2 separate regions of the Homo sapiens genome follow, and region 2 is linked to region 1. A link is a contact called in ENCODE Hi-C or POLR2A ChIA-PET data. All regions are on one chromosome and are shown on one strand. Each heading gives the region's core, a stretch centred on a gene start or an enhancer-like site at or near the end of the contact. The rest is flanking DNA. Distances are from core to core; before and after follow the strand shown.

Region 1 (6,380 bases), core at 1,698-4,197:
AGGCCAAGGCTGGTGGATCCCTTGAAGTCAGGAGTTCAAGACCAGCTTGGCCAATGTGGCAAAAACCCATCTCTACTAAAAGTACAAAAATTAGCCGGGCGTGGTGGCGGGTGCCTCTAATCCCAGCTACTCAGGAGGCTGAGGCAGGAGAATCACCTGAACTTGGGAGGCGGAGGTTGCAGTGAGCTGAGATCATGTCACTACACTCCATCCTGGGCGACAGAGCCTTCAGGGAGCTTGGTTTGAGTAATGACTCCGTTTCCTGCATGGCATAGCCAGCCTCAGGCCAACTAAACTCTTTTTACTGCAATGCCACGGTCTTTGTGAATCGATTTTGTTTGTGCAGTGAGCAGGGAGAACCTGTCCGGCAGCTACAACTGTTGCTGGTGGGCTGGGCAGGTTCTTGGCTTCACTGCACAAATAATTTGAGAGCAAGTCCAAAGTGTGAGTAAGCAAAGAAATTTATTGCAAAATGAAAGTACTCTCTAAGAGGCAGAGCAGACTATTCACAGGGAGAGGCAGCAGCTAGTGCCTTAAGATAAATTCCTTTTTGGGGGCTGTACGTACATAGTCAGAAAATACCGGTGAGGTCAGGTGTGCAAAGGTGGACCTACGGTTGGACTCAGCATCTGCCTGCTCTAACACACATTGCATGTATCAATAGCATACAAAATCTCCACCTAGGGGTGGGTTTTGTTTTCGTTTTTGTTTTTGTTTTCGAGAGTCTTACTCTGTCACACAGGATGGAGTGCAGTGGCACGATCTCGGCTCACAGCAACCTCCGCCTCCCGGGCTCAAGCATTTCTCCTGCCTCAGCCTCAGGTTTTTTTTTTTTAACTATTAAAATGAGGAAAATGTTGGCCCGGCGCTGTGGCTCACGCCACAGTAATCCCAAAGTAATCCCGACACTTTGGGAGGCTGAGGCGGGCAGATCACCTGAGGTCAGGTGTTTGAGACCAGCCTGGCCAACGTGGTGAAACCCCGTCTCTACTAAAAATACAAAAATTAGGCAGGTGTGTTGGCAAGTGCTGGTAGTCCCAGCTACTTAGGAGTTTGAGGCAGGAGAATCGCTTGGACCCAGGACTTGGAGGCTGCAGTGAGTCTTGATTGTTCCACTGTACTCCAGCGTTGGCAACAGAGTGGGATTCCATCTCAAAAAAATAAAATAAAATGAGGAAAAGTTTACTATTAGCTAAACCTTAACTCTAGCTGCACATGTGGGGCCTGGAAGAAGTCCCTGGCCCCTTTTAAGGCAGGAATTTTTTTTTTTTTTTTTTTGAGATGGAGTTTCACTCTTGTTGCCCAGGCTGGAGTGCAATGGCACGATCTCGGCTCACGGCAACTCCACCTCCTGGGTTCAAGCGATTCTCCTGCCTCAGCCTCCCAAGTAGCTGGGATTACAGGCATGTGCCACCAAGCCCAGCTAAGTTTTGTATTTTTAGTAGAGACAGGGTTTCACCGTGTTGGTCAGGCTGGTCTTGAACTTCCGACCTTAGATGGATCCACCCGCCTCAGCCTCCCAAAGTGCTGGGATTACAGGTGTGAGCCACCACACCCGGCCTTAGGCAGGAATTTGTAGCTAATAGCTTCTTGGGCTTTTTGGTGTTGATTGGCTGGAGATTGGGGAAGCTGATGAAGCCGATTCAGGAATAAGGGACTTTTGTTCTCTTTCGCTGGCAGTACCGGATATGAGGAATTTGTAACCCATCTGGCGGTCTGCTGGTATCCTTCAGGACTGCTTACCTTGTAAAAGAGATAGGTGCTCAGGCATGGGAATGCAAGGGATGCGGAGCCCGCTGGGTGTCACACAAGGGGACAAGTCAGGATGGCCTCCTAATCTTAGTTATGATGCCTCACAATGGAAGGCAAAGACCCCTGCATTTTTCCTGTGTCTAAACTCTAAAGCTAAGTTCTCCAACTCAGGGCCTGCAGGCCGGATGAAGCCCAGGATGGCTTTGAATGCACCCAACACAAATTCGTAAACTTTCTTAAAACATTATGAGATTATTGGCTGGGAGTGGTGGCTTACGCCTGTAATCCCAGCACTTGGGAGGCCGAGGCAGTCGGATCACGAGGTCAGGAGATCGAGACCATCCTGGCTAACACGGTGAAACCCCGTCTCTACTAAAAATACAAAAAATTAGCCGGGCTTGGTGGCGGGCGCCTGTAATCCCAGCTACTCGGGAGGCTGAGGCAGGAGAATGGCTTGAACCCGGGAGGCGGAGCTTGCAGTGAGCCGAGATCGCGCCACTGCACTCCAGCCTGGGCGACAGAGCGAGACTCCGTCTCAAAAAAAAAAAAAAAAAAAGAAAAAAAAAACATTATGAGATTATTTTGCAATTTTTGTCTTGTTTTAGCTCATCAGCTATAGTTAGTGTTCCTGTATTTTATGTGTGGCCCAAGACAATTATTCCAATGTGTCCCAGTGAAGCCAAAAGATTGGACACCTATGTCTAAAGCAACTAAAACAAAATATCCGCGAATTTGAAAATGTGAGCTACGTGGCCATCTAGTGGCCAGAAGGGAACATCACAACGCACTCATTAATAAGAAAAGCCACATGTAAATGCATAAAAATGACCTTATTTCTGGAAGAAATAACAGACATTCAAGGAAGAAAAATCCCAACAATGGGAATATCTTTGTGCAGGAGTATGTTATCACGAGGAATGTGTTGGCTGGAGGAAATGAGCATTTATTACTTATTTTAGCGTTTATTGTTTATCAGGGTAATTGGGCGTTGGAGGATTGCGCGAAAGACCACGCCCCCAACCTCGTCCCGGGACCTCGGTCTTGTTTTAGCCACGCCCCGGGGAGGATCCAGTACAAGCCACGCCCACAGCGCGATTCTGTCCCGAGACTTGCCCTCGAGGGGCGGATCTGCCAACAATGCCAATTATCTCCCAGACGGCGGAAACTAGCTTTTCCTGCTCAGCGATTGGACGACGTAGGTCGTCCCGCCTATCTTTGAGGCTCCACCAATCCCAAGCTCATTACTAGCCCACTTTTCAGCTCCCAGCCGCCCCGGAACCGGAAACGGAAGCATCCGTCTGTGACCCGCGGCGGCCGTCTCCCTCAGTGGCCGCAGCGCCTCCCGTGAGAGCGGTTTCTCCTCCTTGTACTGCTGGACCTGGCCCCGTATCTTCGTGGCAGAGGCCAAGCAAGGGGACTCCGATGCCGGGGCGTAGGGGGGTTTGGGTCAAAGGATGGGGGCAGAGTTCAAAGTGCAGGGGGCGGGCTCGTTTAATGGCGAAGTCCTGGCACCGCGCCCCAGGGAGGAGGCTCCGGAGGCCAGTGGAACCCCGCTAGACTTCAGGGGTCTTGGTTGGGGACGCGGGGCGTTTTGACCCCCTAGGCCTGAGGATCCTAGGCCTGAGTAACCCATCGGATTTGGAGGGAAGGGTGGGGTTTAGGTGAAATGTAAATACTGCGTGGTTTCCATTTGGCAAAGAGCAAGCTTGTAAAGGGGTCACCCTCGGGTCTGGGCTGCGAAGTGCAGCCGGGACCTGTTTCCTTGGGAACCACAAGATAAGACCGCTGTAGATTGTTATGTCCGGAAACCGCTTATCAGAGCCCTGCACCTGGGTTGGAAATGGAGACGGATTCTCTGTGTCCAAGAAAATCAGACCCTCCGGCCGGAAAAGGGAAGTTTATTCTTACTGATAAAATGTCAATCACTGTGTATGATTGTAATGGGCAAGGAAGGCATTTAGCGAGCTAGAAGACATTGATGGCTCAGAAAAAGGTGTCCTTGGCAAAAATACTGTTTTCTGTTAATTTTCCAACTGATACCATCTGGGTCTGTCCTCCCAGCCTGATGAATGTGTAGGCAGATACTTTCTCAGTCGGAGTTGATTTTTATTATCTTGATTGCTGCATCCTGTGCACAGAGGTTTTCTGCTCAGCTGGGCTTCATCCTGGGGTCCCAGTCCTGGCCCCAAGCCTTAATCAGCTCTCGGGTGATATTAGGCAAGTTGCCAAGCCCCTAAGTGCCTCAGTTTCCAGGTCTGTAAAATACATAACATTACCTGCATTTGTCAAATAGTGCTGTGTGTGGATTATTATTGGCAGCTCATCATCACCATTATCACCCTCCTGTAAACGTCTTGGACCCCTTAAGTGAAGACAGCAGGGTTACGGCGGATAAAATGATGGACTTCAGAGAAAAGACTCTAAGACCAAATAGAGTCTAAAGCAGTGATTATCAAAGAGGGGAGGAGAAATTTTACGCCCAGGGGACACTGGACAATGTCTGCAGACTTGGTTGTCACAACCGGGGATGGGGTTGGGGCGACTGGCATCCAGTGGATGAGGAGGTCTAGGGTGCTGCTCAACACCCTGCAATGAATAGCACGCCAGTCTTTTGGATTTGAGCCCACCTTAATCTCATTTTAATCGAATTGCCTCTTTAAAGGCCTATCTTCAAATACCTTCTGAGGTACTGTGGGTTAGGCCTTCACCTTACGGATTTGTGGGGACGCAATTCACCCGTTAACGCTATACATACACAAAAATTCATAGACTACACCTCAAAAGAAAAATTCAACATGACCATATAATACTATAAAATAAAAGAAGATGCAATACCTGGTTTGGGGTTGGATCTTCGGAGGACCAGCTGTAAAGACCATTTGGGGTATAATTGAAGGAAATACGATTATGGGCTAGGTATAAAGGAATGATTGTTAACTATCTAAAGTGCGAATATGAAGTGTGGACTTTTAGATAAAAATACAGATTTTTCTCTAAAATAGCATTTGGGAGGTGTTTAAGAGCAGAGTGTTACAGTGTCCTCAATTTACTTTTTTTTTTTTTTTTGAGACGGAGTCTCGAGCTGTCGCCCAGGCTGGAGTGCAGTGGTGTGATCTCGGCTCACTGCAGCCTCCACCTCCCGGGTTCAAGTGATTCTCCTGCCTCACCCTCCCGAGTAGCTGGGACTACAGGTGCCCGCCACCACACCCAGCTAATTTTTGTATTTTTAGTAGAGATGGGGTTTCACCATCTTGGCCAGGCTACTCTTGAACTCCTGACCTCGTGACCCGCCTGCCTCGGCCTCCCAAAGTGCTGGGATTACAGGCGTAAGCCACTGCCCCCAGCCACTCAATTGACTTTGAAATAATTCTTTTTTTTTTTTTTTTTTTGAGACAGAGTTTTGCTCTGTTGCCCAGGATAGAGTACAATGGCGTGATCTCAGCTCAACGCAAGCTCCGCCTCCTGGGTTCACGCCATTCTCCTGCCTCAGCCTTCCGAGTAGCTGGGACTACAGGCACTCGCCACCACGCCCAGCTGATTTTTTGTATTTTTAGTAGAGACGGGGTTTCACCATGTTAGCCAGGATGGTCTTGATCTCCTGACCTTGTGATCCGCCCAACTCGGCCTCCCAAAGTGCTGGGATTACAGACGTGAGCCACCGCACCCTGCGACTTTGAAATAATTCTATGTAGATATTGGCTGTCAGTCGGCTAGAACAATTGATCAGGAAACATCTCTGTCTTCACAAATTACCTGATATGTTGAGTAATGTGAGTATAACACGAATTTCATATTTGTTTATGTTCAGTTTCAACCCTAAGAAACACTAAGTGAACAGAAGAAATTGCACATAACTGAAGAGTCTGGTAGGAAAACAGAAAATGCGCGCACACACCTCAAATACCAAGTCACACTGTTTCCTCTGCTTTAAAACTTAACATTAGATTTCCGACAACCCTCTCTCCACCACTGCATACTAACTCTGGAAATTTAGATTCCCTTGCCCAATTCCACAAGCAACCTTTGGATCTTCTGCAAGGTACGTTGCTACATTTATTATAGTATTTATGTGTTTCTTTTCCTTTTTTTTTTTTTTTTTTTGAGACAGAGTTTTGATCTTGTTGCCCAGGCTGGAGTGCAGTGGCATGATCTCGGCTCACTGCAACCTCCACCTCCTGGGTTCAAGTGATTCTCCTGCCTCAGCCTCCCGATTAGCGGGGGTTCCAGGCATTTGCCACCATGTCCAGCTCATTTTTGTATTTTTAGTAGAGATGGGGTTTCTCCATGTTTGTCAGGGTGGTCTCGGACTTTGGACCTCAGGTGATCTGCCCACCTTGGCATCCCAAAGTGCTGGGATTACAGGCGTGAGCCACCGCGCCCGGCCTATTTATGTGTTTCTTAATGATGTAAGGTGAAAAGCTGTGCTACTGTTTACTTCTTCAGGGACTCTGATAATAGGCATGTTTTTCTTTCCTGTCTTTTGTTCCCACTGCTTCCTCTCTGACAGTTATTCCACTGTTTCCTATCACTTCCAATTTCTTTGTAGTTTCCTTGCCTCTTATCTTTGACACAATGTGAGTATCCTAAGCTTCATTAATATCCATTGATGAAGGCTGAGGCAAGCGGAT
Region 2 (6,096 bases), core at 3,597-6,096, 740 kb before region 1:
CACAGGCACCCCCTGGTGGCTGCTGTGGGGAGGACAGATGGGGTGAGGGCGGGACGTGGGCTAGGGGAACCAGGGCAGAGGGGACTGCACTGGCCCAGGTGGGCGAAGCTGGGGCTGGGCCAGGTGGGGACCATGAGCAGTGCGCCATCTGGGATGGATTTTGGAAGCAGAGCCAGCAGGACCTTTTGAAGGTTGAGTGTGGGGCTGAGGGGGGATTGAGTTTGAAATCAAGATTTTAGCCTGAGCCCTGGAAGGACAGAGCTGCCCTCAGCCAAGATGGATGCAGGAAGGGCAGCATGGGGGCCGCCGGGGCCCAGCATGGCCGAGCTGCGAGGGAGGCCCCAGGAGCCCCTGTAGGGAGCGTTGGGGGCCGTGGTGGGAGCCGGCAGTGGGACTGGGTGGGGCCGTCGGGACCCTGGTGGTGGCTGTGCTCAGTGGACGGTGTCTCTGTTCCATTGTGCTGTTGGCAGGAGGACAGCTGAGATGATTGGGTTCGGTTGCCCAGCCGCTCCGTGCCTCAGTTTCCTCATTTGGAAAGCAATGTCCCTTGAGGATTAGATGAGTCAATGCACACAAAAGGCTCAGAGCCGGCCCTGCCCATGGTGGGCGCCCAGGGAGTGGGGACAGGGACGTGAGCGGGCAGCTCCCACTGTGCACCCTTCCCGTGCGGTGCTTGGACTGGCCACGGTGCATGCGCTGACATGGGCGGGGCTGCTGGGGCAGGGAAAAGAGCCTGGGGTGGGAGCAGCTGCCTCGGGGCCTGTGCCTGTGGGCGCGTATGAGCCAGCCTGGCTTGGCGTCTGCTGCTAAAACAAACATCCCCACTCTCCCGGCCATCCCAGAGGCTCATTTCTCGCTTGTGTTGGGGGCTTTGGTGGTTTTGCTCCCCGATCTCTCAGATCCCAGGTTGACGGAGGTGCTGTCACCCCCAGTGCAGTAAAGGCTCTATGCTTCTGTAACCCAGAAAGGTGGTACGTGTATTCAGATGCACTCTGATTGGTTTAAATCAGGCCTGGTGAGGCCAAGAGAGCAGGAGGTGACTGCTATTGAAAAGCTCTTGTGTTACAGTTCCCGAGGCTTTGGTTGGAAGGGACGGGCCAGGCGGGGTAGATGGGCTGGGTGTGCCTAGGATGGGCTGGTTTGACTCCCGACTGTTTGCGGCTCTTGGCTGTTGGGGTGGTCCCTGTTCTGGGAGCTGGCCCTGGGGTGATTCAGGGCAGGGAACCTGGGCGTGGCGCGTGAGAGTTTGATCAGGTGCGTGGGCTCGCGGTTGGTTGCTCTGCACGTCACAGTGTGCTCGCAGGCGGGCCGTTTGCAACGTTTAGGAATCCGCTTACCCTGGAAGGGGCCGTCATCCCCAGATTAGCGAGGCCCCCAAGATGTCGTAAAATCCAGAAAACAAAACGCAGCATCAGCACTGTACCAGACCGGGCGCTCCGTGTTCCGGCAGCGGAGGACGCGTCCATCTCTCCCATCCTCAGCAGCCATATGGGTGCAAGGCGACTTCTTCCCTCACTGCGTCATTGCAGCGTATATTCGTCTTCTTGTGACTCAGAGAAAAAGTCCTTGTGGCTCTTCGCAGCATTTCCTCTTTGTTTTCTTGGAACTGCGTTTCCACAAGGGGAGCAGAGACCACTAGAGGCGAAGGGACTCGCCACACAGGAGCTCCCTCCCACTCCTCCCGACGGTCACCTGTGTTTCTATCAAGAGCTGGAAAATGGAGTGTCCCCACCAGGGAGACGGGGTCACCACCGAGGCTGGCTCTGAGCTGCCTCAGCTCCTGCAAGCTCCGTGGCCCCGACCTCCACCCTCCCCGGCCCATTTTCCTTGCACAGTTCCTTCTTGTAAGCACACACGTCAGGTTGAACTCTGACCTCATTTTCTGGGACCTGTATGATTGTGTCTTTCCCAGTCTACAGTTATCTGTCACCATTTTGTTGATTCGTAGGAGCTCTTTATTTGTTATGGCAGCTACTCATTTATTGGTGACACAAGTGCAGGTACTTCTTTGCCCATCTTCTCCTACGATGATTGTTAACGTCTGGCAGGTATTTTGGGGTTTATGTGGTCAAACTTATCACTCTTTCCTTTTCTGGTTTCCTAGTTTGGTGTCATGAATGGGAAAGTCTTCCTGTTCTGAGGTTATGATTAAATTCTGCTAAGACTTTTATAACTTAGCTTCTTTTTTGTTCACATTTCAATTCTTTTTTTTTTTTTTTAAGACAGGGTCTCGCTGTATCACCCAGGCTAGAGTTCAGTGACACGATTGTAGCTCACCGCAGCCTCGACCTCCTGGGTTCAAACCAGCCTCCCAACTAGCTGGGACTGCAGGTGTGCGCCACCATGCATAGCTAATTTTTCATCTTTTATGGAGACAGGGTCTTCCCATGTTGCCTGGGCTGGTCTCGAGCTCCTGGCCTCAAGTGATCCTCTTGCCTTGGCTTCTCGATGTGCTGGGGTTACAGGTGTGAGCCAGTGCGCCCAGCCTATTTCTGGACTTTTTATTCTGCTCCACTCCTCTGCCTTTACCTTCATGCTACAGCCATGTCTCGTCTTGAACAAATGATAACATGTTCACAGTTAAAAAAAAAAAAAGTAATCAGACTTGCAGTGAGTAAAAAGTGAGTCCCACCTCACCCTCTCCATCTCTGTGGAGATAATGACTGTCACCCCAGGTGTTTCTCTGGCCCATACACTTGGGGCTCAGATTATATTAGGCTATTAAAAATAGTTTATTTGGAAAGCTTTCCAGCCTATAGAAGGGGCAAGAATGCTACAGTGAAGACCTGTACAGCCCGCACAGAGATCCACCAGCTGCTAACGTTTTGCCATGTCTTTATCATTCTGTGTGTGGGGGGGGAGTGTACGTTAGTGTGTGCAAGTTTGTGTGTGTGAGAGTGCATGTGAGTTAGTGTGTGTGTGTTAGCGTGTGCGTGTGTGATTATGTCAGGCCATTTGCGTGTTGATTGCTGGCATGGTACCTCTCTGCCTGAAGCAGCCAGTTCCATTATTTGTGGTAGTTCTTTATTTTATTTTAATTATTTTATTTTTTTGAGACGGAGTTTTGCCCTCTCGTCCAGGCTGGAGTGCAGTGGCGCGATCTCAGCTCACCGAAACCTCTGTCTTCCGGTTTCAAGCAATTCTGCTGCCTCAGCCTCCCAAGTAGCTGGGATTACAGGCGCCCGCCACCACACCCGGCTAATTTTTGTATTTTTAGTAGAGACAGGGTTTCACCATGTTGGCCAGGTGGGTCTCGAACTCCTGACCTTGTGATCCAGCCACCTCAGCCTCCCAAAGTGCTGGGGTTACAGGCATGAGCCACTGCGCCAGGCCTGTTTGTGGTAGTTCCTTTGTGAAGCTGCTGCAGACACTTCAGGCGCACACTGAGCCCTGGCTCCAGGGGAAACCCAAGGTCGGGTTCCTGTGAGCCTCTGGGCATGATGTTTCCATCAGCCAGTCGATACGTGACCTTGTTGTATGTTCGTTTTTATTTCAAGGCGTGTTATTTTAGGGCTGGGTGCGGTGGCTCACACCTGTAATCCCAGCACTTTGGGAGGCTGAGGTGGGAGAATAACTGGATTACTGAGCCCAGGAGTTTGAGGCTGCAGTGAGCCGTGATTGCACCACTGCACTCCAGCCTGGGCGACAGAGTGAGATCCTAAGAAAATTTTAAAGACACCCGTGTTGTTGATTTATCCACAGGGAGCTCACAGACCATAGGCCGCGTGCGCCAAGCCCCCCCCACCCCCCAGCCCCATCCCGGGCACTCTCCCAGGCCCCCGCCCATTTGCAGGCTGTGTTGGGGACAAGGCTGGAAGGGGGACCGGGGGCATGTATTCGGCTGTGTGGGGGCTCAAAAACGGGGTGGGGGGCCATGGCGACGTGGGTGTGGGTCCCCCTCCCCCGGCCCACCAGCTCGGTGTGTCTCTCGCTCTCGTTCTCCCCCCACTCTCCTCTCTCTCTCTCTCTTTCCGCTCTCAGTCCTGTTTGAGCAAAGCTTCTCTCACTACGGGTTTCTCCATGGGGCTCATCCGGGTCTCTAGCCCTGAGGGACACGAAACCACCTGAGGACAATGCCTGGGGGGGCAATTTCAGCAGCAGAATCACCAGCAAAACCGCAAAAAACACACGCGGCTCTCAGTGGACCAGGGAAAGGCCAGGTGCTCACAGCAGGAGTTGAAACCAGGGGGCGAGGGTGGCCTCACCGGAGCTGCCTGGGGACGTGTGTGCCCCAGAGTCCTGGGGGTGCTGCCCTGGAAATAGCCTTCCGGTCTTCTAGATCCCTCCCCGCCCACAGCAGGGGGCCAGAGGCCGTCCCCCCCTCGCAGGTGAGGAACAGGAGCTCCTGCGGGCTCCCCTGCGGCACCCCGCTCTGTTTCCCACCACGGCCTAACCTCAGGCTCTGGAAGGAATTCCCTTCAGGGACACTGTACTCCCCGGAGGGACGCTGCGCCCCTGGAGGACAGGGACGCTGGGGAGCCAGCCGCGAGGGGCGTCCACCTCTGCTGTGCTGGAGACGGAGCGCGCAAGGAGGTGGGGACCACGCGCAGACCCTGGCTGCGGGAGCCTCAGCTCGGGGCCCATCAGGATCTCCCGCAGCCCGCACGGGCCGGGCTTCCCCCAGGGGCTGGCGTGTGCTCTGTGCACCCTGACCCATCCCGTCGGCCCCGCCACCTGCGGGCTGGCCACGCCCCACAGCCTCCTGCCCCGGCCCGCCCGGGAGCTTGGTGCTGAGAGTGGAGCCTCTTTCTCCCTGGACATTGGGGCCCTGGGAAACGACCCAACACCTCAGGGCCTGCGGAGTTCTGGATGCTCCGCCCGCCTGCGCAGAGCTTCCTGTTTACCGGCCTGGCTCCTGCCCGCCCACCTGCTGCGGGGAAAGCGATCACTCTATGCCCTGCGGGGAGCACCCGGCAGGGAGAAGGGAGAAGGGGCAAGGAAGAGGGGCGGCCTACTACTCGGGTGGACCCCAGGCTGTCCCTCCACCGTGCTGGGGTCCCCCAGGTGTACCCTCCCCTCCAGCCACCTCACCCCTTCCTTGCTGTGTCCCGCAGGTGTTCTGTGGTGTCCTCTGAGGGCCTGTGCGTGTGTGTGCGTGTATGCATGTGTGTATCTGCATGTGTGTGCGTGTGCATGTGTGTGCGTGTGCATGTGTGCATGTATGTGTGTGCGTGTGCATGTGTGCATGTATGTGCATGTGTGCGTGTATGTGCGTCTGTGTCCCCTTCCCACAGGCCCTCACCGCTCCCTGCACCTGTGGGTCCTTTCTTCCTTTCCTGCCCTGTTGGGACATATTCCTTATTGCACACTTGGACTTCTTTCTTAAATTCTTTTCTTTTTGAGACTGAGTCTCAGTCTGCCACCCAGGCTGGAGTGCAGTGGCGCAGTCTCGGCTCACTGCAACCTCCGCCTCCCAGGTTCAAGCAATTCTCCTATCTCAGCCTCCTGAGTAGCTGGGACTACAGGCATGTGCCACCATGCCTGGCTAATTTTTTTTGTTTTTGTTTTGAGTCGGAGTCTCACTCTTTTCACCCAGGCTGGAGTGCAGTGGCATGATCTCAGCCCACTGCAACGTCTGCCTCCCGGGTTCAAGCCAATCTTCTTCTTCAGCTTCCAGAGTAGCTGGGATTATAGGTGTGCACCACTATGCCCGGCTAATTTTTGTGTTTTTAGTAGGGACAGGGTTTTACCATGTTGGCCAGGCTGCTCTCGAACTGCCGACCTTAGGCTATCCACCTGCCTCGGCCTCCCAAAGTGCTGGGATTACCGGTGTGAGCCACTGCACCTGGCCTTGATCTGTTTTTTTCTTTGCTTGCTTATGCTTTTGGTGTTTATTTAAGAAATTGTTGCCTAATCCAAGGTCACAAAGATTTATTACCCCATTTTCTTAAGTAGTTTTATAGTTTTAGCTATTACATTCATTCCAGTTTGTAATTATTTTATTTTATTTTATTTTATTTTATTTTATTTATTTATTTATTTTGAGACGGAGTTTCGCTCCTGTTGCCCAGGCTGGAGTGCAATGGTGCGATCTCGGTTCACCACAAGCTCCACCTCCTGGGTTCAAGTGATTCTCCTGCCTCAGCCTCCTGAGTA

Evidence for each region. A loop is a pair of places that touch in the nucleus more often than their neighbours do. ChIA-PET counts read pairs that join two places held with the same protein, here RNA polymerase II (POLR2A). Pooled maps may share reads with other maps.
Region 2: a loop to region 1 is called in a pooled map, with 4 times the contacts of the local background. The contact joins two enhancer-like sites. A Hi-C loop is called at or near these places in 1 of 50 pooled maps. POLR2A ChIA-PET finds 5 or more read pairs at or near these places in 2 of 52 experiments (AG04450 and GM12878).

The regions. Positions count from the first base shown.
Region 1 is chr19:2,947,323-2,953,702 of GRCh38, reverse strand. No RefSeq gene overlaps it. Among named protein-coding and RNA genes, the nearest start is that of ZNF77, 5.5 kb to the right of the region's middle. RefSeq lists an enhancer at 3,059-3,128. Within about 2 kb of position 2,947, at least 32 of the 41 ENCODE cell types and tissues checked have a DNase peak (open chromatin) inside an H3K27ac peak, as active enhancers do.
Region 2 is chr19:3,686,606-3,692,701 of GRCh38, reverse strand. All of the region lies in intron 1 of PIP5K1C (phosphatidylinositol-4-phosphate 5-kinase type 1 gamma), which reads left to right. Among named protein-coding and RNA genes, the nearest start is that of PIP5K1C, 11 kb to the left of the region's middle. RefSeq lists enhancers at 1,397-1,691, 3,304-3,383, 3,394-3,463 and silencers at 4,276-4,325, 4,346-4,555, 4,576-4,775. Within about 2 kb of position 4,846, at least 9 of the 41 ENCODE cell types and tissues checked have a DNase peak (open chromatin) inside an H3K27ac peak, as active enhancers do.